Linked DNA regions of Homo sapiens: all the other regions are linked to region 2. Evidence: chromatin contacts called from ENCODE Hi-C or POLR2A ChIA-PET data. All regions are on one chromosome and are shown on one strand. Each heading gives the region's core, a stretch centred on a gene start or an enhancer-like site at or near the end of the contact. The rest is flanking DNA. Distances are from core to core; before and after follow the strand shown.

What was found. Hi-C counts contacts between places; a loop is a spot of excess contacts on that map. ChIA-PET counts read pairs that join two places held with the same protein, here RNA polymerase II (POLR2A). Pooled maps may share reads with other maps.
Region 1: a map of naive thymus-derived CD4-positive, alpha-beta T cell shows a loop between it and region 2 (7-fold over the local background). The contact joins the enhancer-like site here to the promoter of PRDM4 in region 2. A Hi-C loop is called at or near these places in 3 of 168 maps with a recorded cell type or tissue (CD4-positive, alpha-beta T cell and naive thymus-derived CD4-positive, alpha-beta T cell) and 11 of 50 pooled maps.
Region 3: a map of naive thymus-derived CD4-positive, alpha-beta T cell shows a loop between it and region 2 (12-fold over the local background). The contact joins the promoter of CORO1C here to the promoter of PRDM4 in region 2. A Hi-C loop is called at or near these places in 1 of 168 maps with a recorded cell type or tissue (naive thymus-derived CD4-positive, alpha-beta T cell) and 8 of 50 pooled maps. POLR2A ChIA-PET finds 5 or more read pairs at or near these places in 1 of 52 experiments (GM12878).

What each region holds. Positions count from the first base shown.
Region 1 is chr12:108,615,759-108,619,762 of GRCh38, forward strand. No RefSeq gene overlaps it. Among named protein-coding and RNA genes, the nearest start is that of SELPLG, 16 kb to the right of the region's middle. RefSeq lists enhancers at 1,534-1,993, 2,574-2,623. Within about 2 kb of position 1,358, at least 14 of the 41 ENCODE cell types and tissues checked have a DNase peak (open chromatin) inside an H3K27ac peak, as active enhancers do; they include CD4-positive, alpha-beta T cell, where a contact is called at or near this core.
Region 2 is chr12:107,758,006-107,762,386 of GRCh38, forward strand. It overlaps PRDM4 (PR/SET domain 4), which reads right to left and starts at 3,132. Exons shown (of 12, transcript NM_012406.4): 1 at 2,952-3,132; 2 at 2,500-2,766. The coding sequence starts at 2,510. It overlaps PRDM4-AS1 (PRDM4 antisense RNA 1), which reads left to right. Exons shown (of 5, transcript NR_120474.1): 4 at 270-387; 5 at 1,767-1,963. RefSeq lists silencers at 2,683-2,792, 2,843-3,422.
Region 3 is chr12:108,729,229-108,733,470 of GRCh38, forward strand. It overlaps CORO1C (coronin 1C), which reads right to left and starts at 2,290. Exons shown (of 11, transcript NM_014325.4): 1 at 2,201-2,290. It overlaps LOC105369969 (a long non-coding RNA gene), which reads left to right and starts at 4,181. Exons shown (of 3, transcript XR_945328.4): 1 at 4,181-4,224. RefSeq lists silencers at 1,569-1,848, 2,039-2,548 and an enhancer at 2,161-2,964.

The DNA of each region.
Region 1 (4,004 bases), core at 108-2,607, 860 kb after region 2:
ACTCCTGTTTATTCAGAGTAATATTTCCTTGCACAGATGGACCACAGTTTATTTATCCATTCACCAGCTGATGGATATTTGGGTTGTTTTCAGTTTGGGGATCTTATGAACAAAGCTGCTGTACACATTTGTAGCAGTCTTTGTATGAACATCTGTTTTCATTCTCTTGGGGAGATACCTAAGAATGGGATTTCTGGCTTGGATGGGGAGTACATGGTGAGTACACGTCTAACTTTATAAGAAACTGCCCAACTGGTTTCCAAAGTGGCTGTATCATTTTGCATTCCCACCAGCAACATGTGAGTGTTCTAGCTTCTCCACATCCTCACCAGCACTGGGTGTTGTCAGTCTTTCTAATTCTAGTCCTGCTGGAGGGTGTGAAGTGGCATCTGACTGTGGCTTTAATTTGCATTTCCCTGATGGCTAATGACCTCAAGCATCTTTTGCAACAGCTTTCCTGGAACCTCCACCTGGAGGTTGAGCAGGCCCTGAGACCCAACTTGGCTGAACCCCAGCTCAGGACACTCCTCTTACCACCAGCCCTGCAACCTCCTTCCATGGCTTTCCCAGCCACCCCGTGGCACCCTCATCAGGATAGCTGCCCAAGTCAGAAACCTGAGATTTCAACCTCCTTTTTCCTCACTTCCAACCCATCAGCAACTCCTACCCTTTTCTTCCCAATTACCTCTCGATTCCACAACTTCTTTGCACCCTGCTCTAGTCCAGGTTCTCCTCATCCTCACACAGCCTCTTCCTCCTCCATGCGGCCACCCTGGCTCCTTCCAGCTGCCCCCACCTTGTCTGCTCCCCTAGTGCAAACTCCTGTGCCCATGATGCTCCCACTGCCTGGAACTTTCTTCCCTCTATCCCTTCCCTCCCAAGTCAATAACTCTGTGTCCTTCAAGTTTCAACCATGATTTTCCTGACCCATGCCCCCCAGCTCTGGCCCCATTGCTCCCAGCATCTCTCCTCTGGGCTCAGGGCCCAGCCATAATCTGACATAATCTGATCTTTTCCTGGGTGATTATTTGATCAATCTGTCCCCCTCTAGACCATGAGCCCCAAAGGGGTCTCGAACTCCTGGCCTCAAGTTATCCGCCCACCTTGGCCTTCCACAGTTCTGGGATTACAGGCCTGTCCTACTCACATGGCATCCCAGGGCCTCTCACAGTGCCTGGCACATTCCATAGTAATCGGTGGCTTGGTTGAGTGGCAAAGAGGGATGGGATCTGGGGAAAGAATTTGGGGAGCCCCTGCCAGATCAGCTGCTGGATGAACCACCCCCAGGGTGGCAGCCCCAGCCTGTAAGAGACAAGGGACCTGGAACAAACTGAGCCCATCATCCCCCGCCCCCCATTTCCTGTCTACCCTCCTTCCTTCCCTGCTGGCAGAGCTGAAGTCAGCACAGTGTGGTTTCCTAACCGTGCAACCGGCTGGAGCAAGTGGTTCAGCTTTCTGAACCTCGGTTTCCCTGGCAAGAAAATGGAACAATCATTGCACCCACATTATGAGGTTGAGTCCTAAATGAGATAATGCAGACAAACTGTTTGACAAGGCACTAGGTATGCAGTAAGTGCTCAGTAAAGGCCAGCTGCTTGCCCCCGGCCATCCCTCTTAGTCCTAGGCCCCAGCTCTGCTGTGTTGTGTTCTCTGCAATGAGAGGGCTGCGCTGTACTCGGTTACCCTCCCAAGGAACAGCGCCTTCCCTCAGCAGCCAGGAGCCACAGAGGGTGACTAATGGGGGACTTCCAGGCCCCAGGGCAGGTCAGCAGGGCTGAGGTTTTGGGGCGTGGGATTCCCCCAGAACCCCGCTGTGATCTCAAGGACAGCGTGACACAGTGGTAAGATCCTGGCTTTCAGGTCTGGGTTCCAATCTCAGATCCTCTTCATGACCTGGGGCAGGTGACTTCACCTAGCTCTCATCCTCAGTTTCATCTTCTGTAAAATGGGGAGAATACTAGAACCGTCTGTGAGAGCTGTTTGAGGGGATTCACGGGGATATTGCAGCTGTGTGTGTGTTCAGGATGTGTTTGCTGAATGGATGAGTGGGGTGATTCAGGCTGGTGGTCCTCAAGGGCATGGGAGGCCCAGGCAGGAGGGGAGGGCACAGGGGTGTGCAGGAGCCAGACTATATCTGCCCGTGAGAGCTAATCAACAAAATTTTCAGAATTTTGTGTCAGTTGTTTAATAAATTAAATTCTATTATATTAAAAGCCAAGGTCATCAGTACTCAAAACTCACCAATTCCTAATAATTGTACTACATTATCCGATGATCGATGCCCTTGTTACTAACACCTATTGTATCATCAACTATATAATGGTTGGTAGCTCAAAATCGGCTGTGGGAGTATTTACATGGAAGACATTGGCAAATGCTACAAATCAGGACTTTTTCCCATTGGAAGCCAGTTGTTAAACACTTAACAGCACGCCACTGGCTTTGGGGCTCCTTCCTGGCTAAATGATCTCCAAGTCTGGCCCAAGGGAAACGCAGGCTTCCACCTGCTCTAAGAGCTGGCGGCGGGCGCCCCCTGGTGGCCGCTTCAAGCACCCGGCTTCGCCCACCCTGAATGAAATCCCACACCTTGGAGAGAGAGAAAACTGTAAAGGGAAGGTGGCCCTCTTCCAACGCAAATGGAAATCTGTGGTTACACAGCATCCTCAGGAGCTGTCAGGAAATAGGGGAAAGCTCCCAGGAAGACGAGGTGACAAGATCCCTGGGGAACAACTCAGAGGTCCTTCAGCCTGAGTCCACAGCCCCCTGCTGTGGAGCCTTCAGCTCCCCTTCTCTGATTTTTCTGATCCCTCCCAAAGGGGAGGTAGACTCAGTCTCTCCTGACCCATCAGCCTGCCGACCCCGGGTGTTAACTGACCCAGCCCATGGCAGACACTCCCACCTTCTTCCATCAGCACCCCCAGGACACTTTGAACACACCTGCCTGTGTGTATCAGATTTGATCCTTCCAGAAGTTCAGGGGAGGAGACAGACACTGCATTTCCAATATGTGTGGGCCCTCTCCCCACTCCTCCCCGATGCTGTCCCATGGCCTTTCCCCCTGACGGCTCTTTCCTACCTTTCCCTTGTCTCTTTCCTCCAACCCCTCTCTCCCAAGCCACAGCCAACCCCTGCCAGACTCAACCTTCTCTGTGAACTCCCCTTTTCCGGGATAAACCATTGGGGGCAAGGAAAGAAGTCCTTCACTTCCAAAGAGGCCATTGAAGGTATTTTTTTTCTTTTTCCTTTTCTTTTCTTTTCTTTTTTTTTTTTTTTTTTTTTGAGACAGCTTTTCACTGCTGTTGCCAAGGCTGGAGTGCAATGGCATGACCTTGGCTCACTGCAACTTCTACCTCCCAGGCTCAAGTGATTCTCCCACTTCAGCCTCCTGAGTAGCTGGGACTACAGGCGCACATCACTGCACCTGGCTAATTTTTGTATTTTTTGTAGAGACGGGGTTTCACCATGTTGCCCAGGCTGATCTCAAATTCCTGAGCTCAAGCCGTCCTCCTGCCTCGGTCTCCCAAAGTGCTGGGATTACAGGCGTGAACCACCACACCCAGCCGGAGGTATTTTTCAAGAAGAAAAATAAAGACTATCCCCTGAGATGACTTTTATTCCTCTCCTAGAAGGTAGAACAGAGTCTGTTTAAGCGGCAGCTTCTTTCTCTCTCTATGGAAATGACTGGAAGGTATTTGGGAGCAGAAGAGCAAGAACTCTCCAAATCCTGGTTTTCTAATCTGACTGAAACTGCCTTTGCAAAAATTATAACTGAGGAAATGATGACAGTGGAAGAGACCAGACCGAACAGACTCCATCTTGCTTCTAGCCTTTAAGCTGTCCTTGTTCATTCCTTCCCCAAAGTTAGGCTGAACTAACTTTGGGAAATAATTCAGTTCGTGTTTTGACTCTGAAACAAAATTAATAATATCCCTTCCCCCCGAAAAGACCCCCTTCTTGCCTGGGGACCGATCTGCCTTTGCAGGACTAACAAATTAGCTACAAGA
Region 2 (4,381 bases), core at 1,882-4,381:
ACTGGGCTTTATTCTCTGCGTATGGGAGGGGGTGAAGCAGAGAAGAGGAATCAAATGAGGTTACATATTCCTTAGCAGTGAAATCAAATCTAAATAGGTTTTTAATTCTGAAAAATGGCAATGCCATTTTATCAATCAACCTGAAAATAATAATAGCTAAAATTTATGGCTCCCTTACCATGTGCTATGTATTGGGCTAAGTGATTTATATGTAACTATCTCTCTTAATCTTCTTTTTTTTTTTTTTTTTTTTTTTGTTTTTGAGACAGGGTCTTGCTCAGTAGCTGCAAGCTGGAGTGCAGTGGCGTGATCACAGCTGACTGCTGCCTCTACCTCCTAGGCTCATGAGATCTTCCCACCTCAGCCCCCAAGCAGCTGGGACCACAGGCAAGTGCCACCATGCCTGGCTAATTTGTTTTTATTTTGCAGAGATGGGGTCTCCCTATGTTGCCCAGGCTGGAGGTAGGTATTATTCTTAATCCCACTTTAAAGATGAGGAAACTTAAGATTCAATGATGCTAGGAAACTTAACCCAGAATCACATAACCAGTAAGGAGAGCTGGGATTTAAATTCAGAACTAATTTAAGAAACCAAAGCTCTTAACTATAGTAAGAAAAAGACAATTACAATAAAAGAACTATATTGCCTTTTACACAGTTGCAATACATTAGGGCCTATCTACTTATATTGTGGCGTATATTTAAAGTTCCACATAGACCTGTTTCTTGCATTATTAGGTTTCACCCTTATCCCTGGCCATGGATCCCATAAAACTAAGCTCTAAGACATCAATAAAATGTAAAAGGCCAACCTAGTACCTTGTATAGAACAGACATTCTGAATTTTCTTATTTTATCGGATGGAGCTATGCAAACTCATCACCCTTACCAGAAAGACAGCTAGAAGCACCTGGCAAATGAGGTACACCTTATGAAGAACAGCATGCTAATAACAGTTTTTATTATGCTATAAAATAAAGCAGCCCAGGTGTGGTGATTTACACCTGTAATCCCACACTTTGGGAGGCCAAGGCAGAAGGATCGCTTGAGCCCAGGACTTGGAGACGTCCCTAGGCAACACAGTGAGACCCCTGTCTCTACTAAACATTTTTTTTAACTTAGCCAGGCATGGTGGTTCGTGCTTGTGGTTCCAACTACAGGGGAGGCTGAAGTGGGGAGGTCGGGGCTACAGTGAGCTCTGCCTGTACCTCTACACGCCAGCTGGGGTGACAGAGTGAGACTGTGTCTTAAAAACAAAAAAAGCAAAAAATCCCTGTAGCCTAAAGAAAACATATCTACCTTAATTTTGAAAGTTGCTGGGCTTGAGTTGGTTTAAAACAGACTTTTCCCTAACTCTTTATAGCTACAACCATAATTAAAACACTACAATCACTACAGCTGTAACAGCCTACTTAACAAATTGGTTACAATATTTTTTTAAAAGTACAACTACAAGTCTGCACCTTCAACTCTCATTCTGAAAATTCCTGAATATTTATTTAATTTCAAGATAAAAATCAGCATGGTGTTTCTAGGTTGACTCCTAGGCCTTCTCAAACCAGTTCAAACCAGAGTTTAATGCGAGAGGCTCAGCAGATTTCTGCTTTGTTGTGAGTCACTAAAACGTGATGACCTCAGCAGCCATAAACCAAAGGTAATGAGTATCCCACAGAGAGAAGGCAGATGAAGGGAATGTACAATATGATCCTCATAAGACTTTCTCATTCTAAAATGCAGTTCTATTCTCATTTTCTTTCTCCTATGAGATTCTAAGAAGCAATCCCGGAAGAAGGCAAGAATCAAGATACTAAGCTCTATCTTCCCTACTCATTTAGGGTAAAATAATTTCCTACACAGTTCTACAGTTTATGTGTGTGTTTCTAACTGACCTATGCAACCATCTGCCAGTTGCTGATTTTACACCTTTTTCTTCGCATAAAATATAATAAACTAACTGAAATGCAGCCACTTTGAAAAATGCAGTGGGGCTTCAATAATTTCAATGAATTTGTGCCTTATCTTCCTTATTCTAAACATACGGCCTTTGAAAGGGCCTTGAAAAAACAGCCAAATGCAACAATTTCTGTGGCCTGCTTCTGTACTTAAACATCAGCATGAAGCTTGCAGAATTAAGAACTTAATTCCCTCACTATCGTCCCTGCCATACCAGCAAAACTCAAGGTGAAGCATAATAAGATAACAATACACGTTGGAATCCGGAAAAATATATTAAACGCTCAAATAACTGAAAGACACAGGAAAAGGTGTCAACAAGCCAACAATAAACGTGTGGCTACTGGGAACAACTTTCCACATGTGGAGTAAATTAGGATGCATGAGATTACATTCCACCCAACACTAGTTTCTGGATTTGTTTCCTTTGCAAATCACACCTGTAACCTTCTCAATGGCACCAAAAACAACGGCACTGACCCTGGACACTCACTCGCCAGAGTTTCCAACGATGTCACCAGTGCTGAAGCCCACCTCCCTACTCACCTGTGATGCATCGGCTTGGGGCCAAATATCAGAGAAAGGAGCGCTCGGGTGGTGGGGAACAGGCATCAGGGTTTGCGTTCCAGGGTCACGTGCTACCACATCTTGCTCACAACCGCTGCACCGACGCGGCCACTCGTCCCCGGGGTCGCCCGGGGCCGCCCAACTTCTCCCGAGGGCCGGTGGCCGTGCACCCCGCCACGGGTTGGGGCATCTCGGGGAACACCTGGGGCCTTCCGTCCAGAAGCTTCGGGAAGGGGGCTGCCCAACCTGGGGGAGTGGGGACAAGAGCGGTCACCAAAACCACAACAAGGTCGCAGCCCCCATCCCAGCTACCCGAAAGCCCCAGGCGCTGCCGACACCGCCACCCAAGGGCTGTGGATTAGCCCGCCCGCGGCCCGCAGGCCGGGCCGCCGCGCCCCGCCCCGCTCCGGCCGGGCCCGCGCGCAGCCCACCTGCCAGCTGCGCTGGGGGCGCACGCGCCTGCCCCACTGCTTTGTTCCTCATCCGGGCAGAGTTCGCCTCGGGGCCCTGCCCGTCCGCTCGGCCCCCTCACCCCGGGGGCCGCTGCCCTAACGTTTCCCGTCCCGCCCGGCCCTTCCCGGCCCGCGGCCTCCTCTGGGCCGCACCCTCTGCGGCGCGTTTCCGGATCCTCAGCCACTCTCAGCGCCCGCCGCTCCGCCCCTCGTGCGTGCGCCCTCCCCGCCGCGGCCCGCAAGCGGCGCCCGCGCACCGCGTCGCCCTTCTCCCAGCCCAGGCCCCTCCGCGCGTGCGCACGGCAGAGGCACTGGCCGCGAGAGGCTCGGCCGGGAGTTCCGCGTCTCCATCCGGCCGGGTAGAATCGAGCGCCGAGCGATCGGCCCATGGTTGCTAGGCGACCAGGGCTGCTGTTCCTGCAGGGATTGAGTTTTGAATCCCCTAAATCCCGCAGACTCAGGATTTCGTCTTCATGACATTCCCCTACTAGAGAAGCATGGGTCCACACAAAGCCCCCAAAATTCGAAGTATGGGATTTGGCCCCGAGGGTTGCCTCTGCTGCCCAGGAGGAATTGGGATTCTATCCTGAATATTTTCGGCCGTCTGCTACACCTGAAGGCTGCCCAGTTTCCCTGCTTCCCGTCGTAAATGCTGGGGTTTGGGATTTTAAACAAAATTTCCTTCCCCTTTTCTCTGCCCTCAGTTCTCTACTGCGCGCCAGGCACTGTGCCTAACGCTAGGAGTACCGAGATGGCTTTAAAGGAAGGTGGTCCCAAGCTCCTGAGCAGTAGACGTTGAAATTACACCACACTGCCTGGTGGCTCCCTTACACCAGCAGAACAGCAGACCCAGGAATTCTTCCTGTCATTCACAAAGCGTCTGTTGAATTACATCTCAAACCTAGGGATACAGAGCAAGGCACAAGCCCTGACCTTCACCTGCCTGCAGTCTAGTGGGAACTGATGAATTTTGAAAATTCAGTCTAATGTGAAAGGGTAGAGGCACATGCAACCTTTTGGACGAGAGCTGGGAGGGGTGTCAACCCCCATAATGTTTCCCTTCGTTTACTTCTCATGGGGGGAAAGCACATTCCAGATGAGGAAACTTCACTGAACATTGGCAGGCAGGTCACATTGGTTTTGCTCTCTGTTGACAACAAATAGAAATCTAAATCAAGAAGGTCATCATCTCAACTGAGAGACAGTATTCCCTGAAATGCCACTTCAAATCTGGAGCCTAGAGAATGATGATGTATCTTATTACCGGCCGAATGCTTTCACTAGGTTTGGGTTTGGATGTCTGTTCTTTTGGAACAATTTTATTAAGTTGAGAGGTGAACATAAAAATCAGGTCACATAAATGTAAGAGCTAAAACCATAATACTTACAGAGGAAAATAAAGGCAAAAA
Region 3 (4,242 bases), core at 1,040-3,539, 970 kb after region 2:
ATCAAAAAATCCAACGGTGTTTAAAAAAATGCTATTCACTGACACCGAATCTAATCCTAAACTATATATAAATAAGTATAAATGCTGATTAGCACAATCTGCAGGCAAAGTAACAAAGGATCATGAAAAAGTCAATATTGTGTGCAGTTATGTTTCATCGGTATGTATCTATTAAAATTCATCAGGCTTTAATGTACCTTCCACAAGTAATCAAAATAAATATGGACAAGATAGGTTCTATATTTGTCAAAAATGTGTGCTCCTGACGTTTATACCAAATCTTTGTCCAATCCTCAGTACACACGACTAACCTCCACCACGAAACACTGCACTTCAAGACCTAAGGTACAACACAATTCTCAGTTTTATTTCACTTTTTTCCCTACTTATTTATGCGATTTCTCAGATCCAATGTTTACTATTATGCTTCATAGCCAAACATTATGACTGTGAAACATACCTCCAAACCAAAAATACTAGTTTCCTTAAATCATCTGAAATGTATAGAACCAAGTCCAAAATAGATTTTGCACATTTCTTCAGTTTTACAGGGAATGCAGAAAGTGAATTAATATTAAACAGGTATCTATTTGCCTTCACAACTGAACAGACGGTACAAAGCAACTGCTTATACTTAATCATGTTTCTGTCTATTCCAGCAGGCCCTGGTGTCAGGAGAACGTTCTGCCAGATAAGGACAATGAGATGCATTATTATATAGAGTGACTAAGAGCCCTACAAGTACTGTTTTAGAATGTAATCCCAGGCAGAAAGGCTGCGGTAAGAGGGCCTAATATTTTGTGGTAACTATTTCCAAAAGTAAATATATTCGCCACCCAGGACCAGTTTATTAAACGCGCACTACATTCAATTCTTTTCAAATGTCTTATAGGAGGGAAAAGCCTTTGTATCTTACCATGCCGGGGGAAATGAACAACTTGCAATTTGCTTCGCACTCTGAATCCCACGTTTGCAACATGTAGAGCAAGCACTTTAGACACCACAAAACAAGGGCAGCCTACATTACGGCCAAATATAGGATGTGTTTCTAAATCGTGATGCAGTAAAGCCTACGATTCCTTTTCCAGCGTTCAAAATCCTTTGAACACTCCCAAAAAAGGATGCCAGGGCCAGCGCCTCCCTCCAAGAGGAAGCCCCTTTCTTCTCAGCTCTCACCGCAGCCTGCCACTTCCCCCAACACATTCAAATCATTTGAGAGACGGAGAGCTGGGGAGCGTGCGCCGGTGGGGACAGGCGGGAGAGCTCGGTTTCTGCATTCCCACCCTCCACGTCTGACCTCATCCTCAGTCATTTCGGCGCAGCGGGGCCCCACCTGCACCTCGCTCCTTTTTACTGCGTCCCTCGCCAGCTGCCCCGCTATTAGGGAAACACACCTCTGAATCACCCAGTTCACTCGGACACCCTGGGCCCCCGATCCGACAGCCTTCCTGCTTCGTTCCTCCCCTCCCAACCCCCAGCCAGTCCCAGCCCTCTGCTCCCTTGGCCGGGCTCAGCCTCTTCCCAAGCCGCCCCCACCCACATTACTCCAGCTCCAGCTCTGCCCCGCCCCGCCTGACCCCCAACCGAGATCTGCAGGGCCCAGAGCTGGTCTCGCACCCAAAGCCAGGAAACCCGCAGGCCAGGCGGCCGCCCTCGCCCCTCCCGACGCAGGGCCCAGCTCGCCCCGGCCCCACGTGAGCCCGGCCCCTACCCGCCCCCACCCACTCGTTCCCTGGGGCGGCCCAAACCCAGTCCCCAGGCCTGGAGCCCCCGGGCTCTACGCCTCGCCCGAAGCAGCCCTTCCCTCCCAGCACCTCGCCCAAGCAGGCGATCCCTGACCCCTAAAAGCCTTCCCTGGGCAGCCTCGTCCCACCTCGGCCCGCGGCTCCGCACCCGGCCAGGAGCGTTCCGGACCTCGAAAGCCTCCTCCCCACAGGGACCCTGCTTCACGCTCCCCACGCCACCTGGTTCGGTCCCCAACTCCCTTTCCCCGAGCCCCCGACAGCAGCCCCCGGCCCTAACCCCTTGCAACCCAGCCCGTGAACCCGCGCCCCGCGCGCCCACCCAGCACTGTCCCCTCCACCTAGCCCTGCCCCTCGCCCCGCCGGCTCCTGTCAGGCGGCGCAGGCACATGCTCAGAGGACAGGTCCGCCCGCCCGACTCGCTCTCAGGCTGCCCCCGCCGGGCGCGAGCCGCTCACCCGGGCCGAGGTGCCTGAGGCGCCGCCGCCGAAGTCCCCGCTGCAAAGCCGGGCGAAGCCTCCAACCGCTGCCGCCTCCAGCCTGGCACTGAGCGCCGTGCGGGGGAGGGGCGCGGGCAGCCGCCACCGCCCCCGCCACCGCGCGTAGGCCCCGCCCCCGCGCCGCGCGGGACCCAACCAGGGCTGCCGGGCCGCTGTGCGCCACGCCCACTTCCGGAGGGGAAGCCCGCTTCCCACCCCACGTTCCACGCCTCGCTACGCCCCCTCTGGTCGCACCGAGGGATGCAGGCGGTGCCCAAGCGCACGCCCCGCTCTCCAGTCATCTGAGTGGTAGAGGGCCACGCCCACAGGCGCCTCCGAGCAACGCCCACTGCTCCTTAGACCCCGGAGCGGGGTTCTTAGAGCCCCGCCCACTGACCCGCTAGGCTCTGCAAGGCCACGTCCCCTGGCTCCTCAAAGATTCCCCCAGAGCCCCTCAATACAGGAACATTAGCTCCTCTGAGCCCCGCGCACTGCCTATCCGAGTCCTTAAACCAGCCTCCTGCTTCCCTAAGCCCGGCTCCCCTCCCACTGCTTCAGAACTCGCCCAGCGGCCTCACAAAGCCCCGCCCCGTCTTCCAGAAGCCCCGCCCAAGGACCGCAACCCTATTCCTAGCATCTCAAGCCCCGCCCACTACCCCATCTCAACGTTTAAACCCCAAGCCCCGCCCCGAATTCGCGAATCCACGCCTCTGGCTCCCGAGGCTCCGCCCTGGCTCCGTCACACCCTACCACCACCTCCCTTGAGGACTGCCGACGTTCCAGCCCTCCCTGAACCGTCCATTGTCACATTCCTAGTGCAGAGTGGCCGCCCCTGGGCTGGGCCACACCCACGTAACCCCAAAGAGGGCCCGTGATTGACCCCATTTCGCAGGTGAGGGAATGGAAACTTCAGGGTTCCTCCCTTCCTTTCCCTGGCCAGAGTCCCTTAATAACTCGGCGGCCCAGGCCTGAAAGTCGGAGCACGGGAATTTGAGCCTCAGCTCTGCGGCCGTCAGACTGTGTGACCTGGGACAGTTCTCTTACCTCTTTGGGCCTGAGTCCCCTAATCTTCAGCATGAAGAAGTTGTCCTGTTAATAGCTAAAGTCCCTTTCTGAAACACCAAGCTCTGAAATACCGAGATTTGAGGAAACAGAGCCTGGGGAACCGAACCGACTGTGGGGTAGGGCTATTTACTTCCCAAAGCAAGGCATCTTTGCCATTCACAGGGGGATTTTTTATTTTAAGCGTCAGCCTCAGAAACGTGTGTTATTTAAATCAAGCTTGACCTGAACTAAGACAGCTATCACAGCAAATTATTTATCCTCTCTAAGGGTCAGTTTCTTTATCTGTAAAATGGGGATAACAGCCCCTCCCTCACAGGGTTCCATGAGATCATATTAGCAGCCATGATCGTGGCATTACTTTTTGCCATTAAAAGGAATGGCAAAAACCGCGATTACTTTTGCACCAGGATAATAGTAATATACTTAGAAGAGTTCCTGGCTTGTGATAAACGCTCGACAGTACCTGTTGCTGCTACTGCTGGGACTCAACAAAATGAAAGGATGGGTTTTATTTTGCCTTCAAGCAGCCACTCCTAATAGGAGGAATTCAGCACCCTTCCTGCAGTAAGATTTGCCACTCACTTTATTTAAATGAGATAAACGTGATGAAACGCCTACTGCAGTGCCTGCCATATGGTGAGGCTCAAAAACAATTCACTTGTTTTTGTTTGTTTGAGACACAGTCTTGCTCTGTCGCTCAGGCTGGAGTGCAGTGGGGCAGTCCACGGCTCACTGCAGCATGGACCTCCCGGGCTCAAGTAATCCTCCCACCTCAGCCTCCCACGTAGCTGAGACTACAGGCACGCGCCACCATGCCCAGCTAAATTCTTAACATTTTTCTGTAGAGATGAAGTCCTGCTATGTTGCCCAGGCTGGCCTCAAACTCCTGAGCTCAAGAGATCCTCCCACCTCGGCCTCCCAAAGTGTTGGGATTACAGGTATGAGCCACTGTGCCC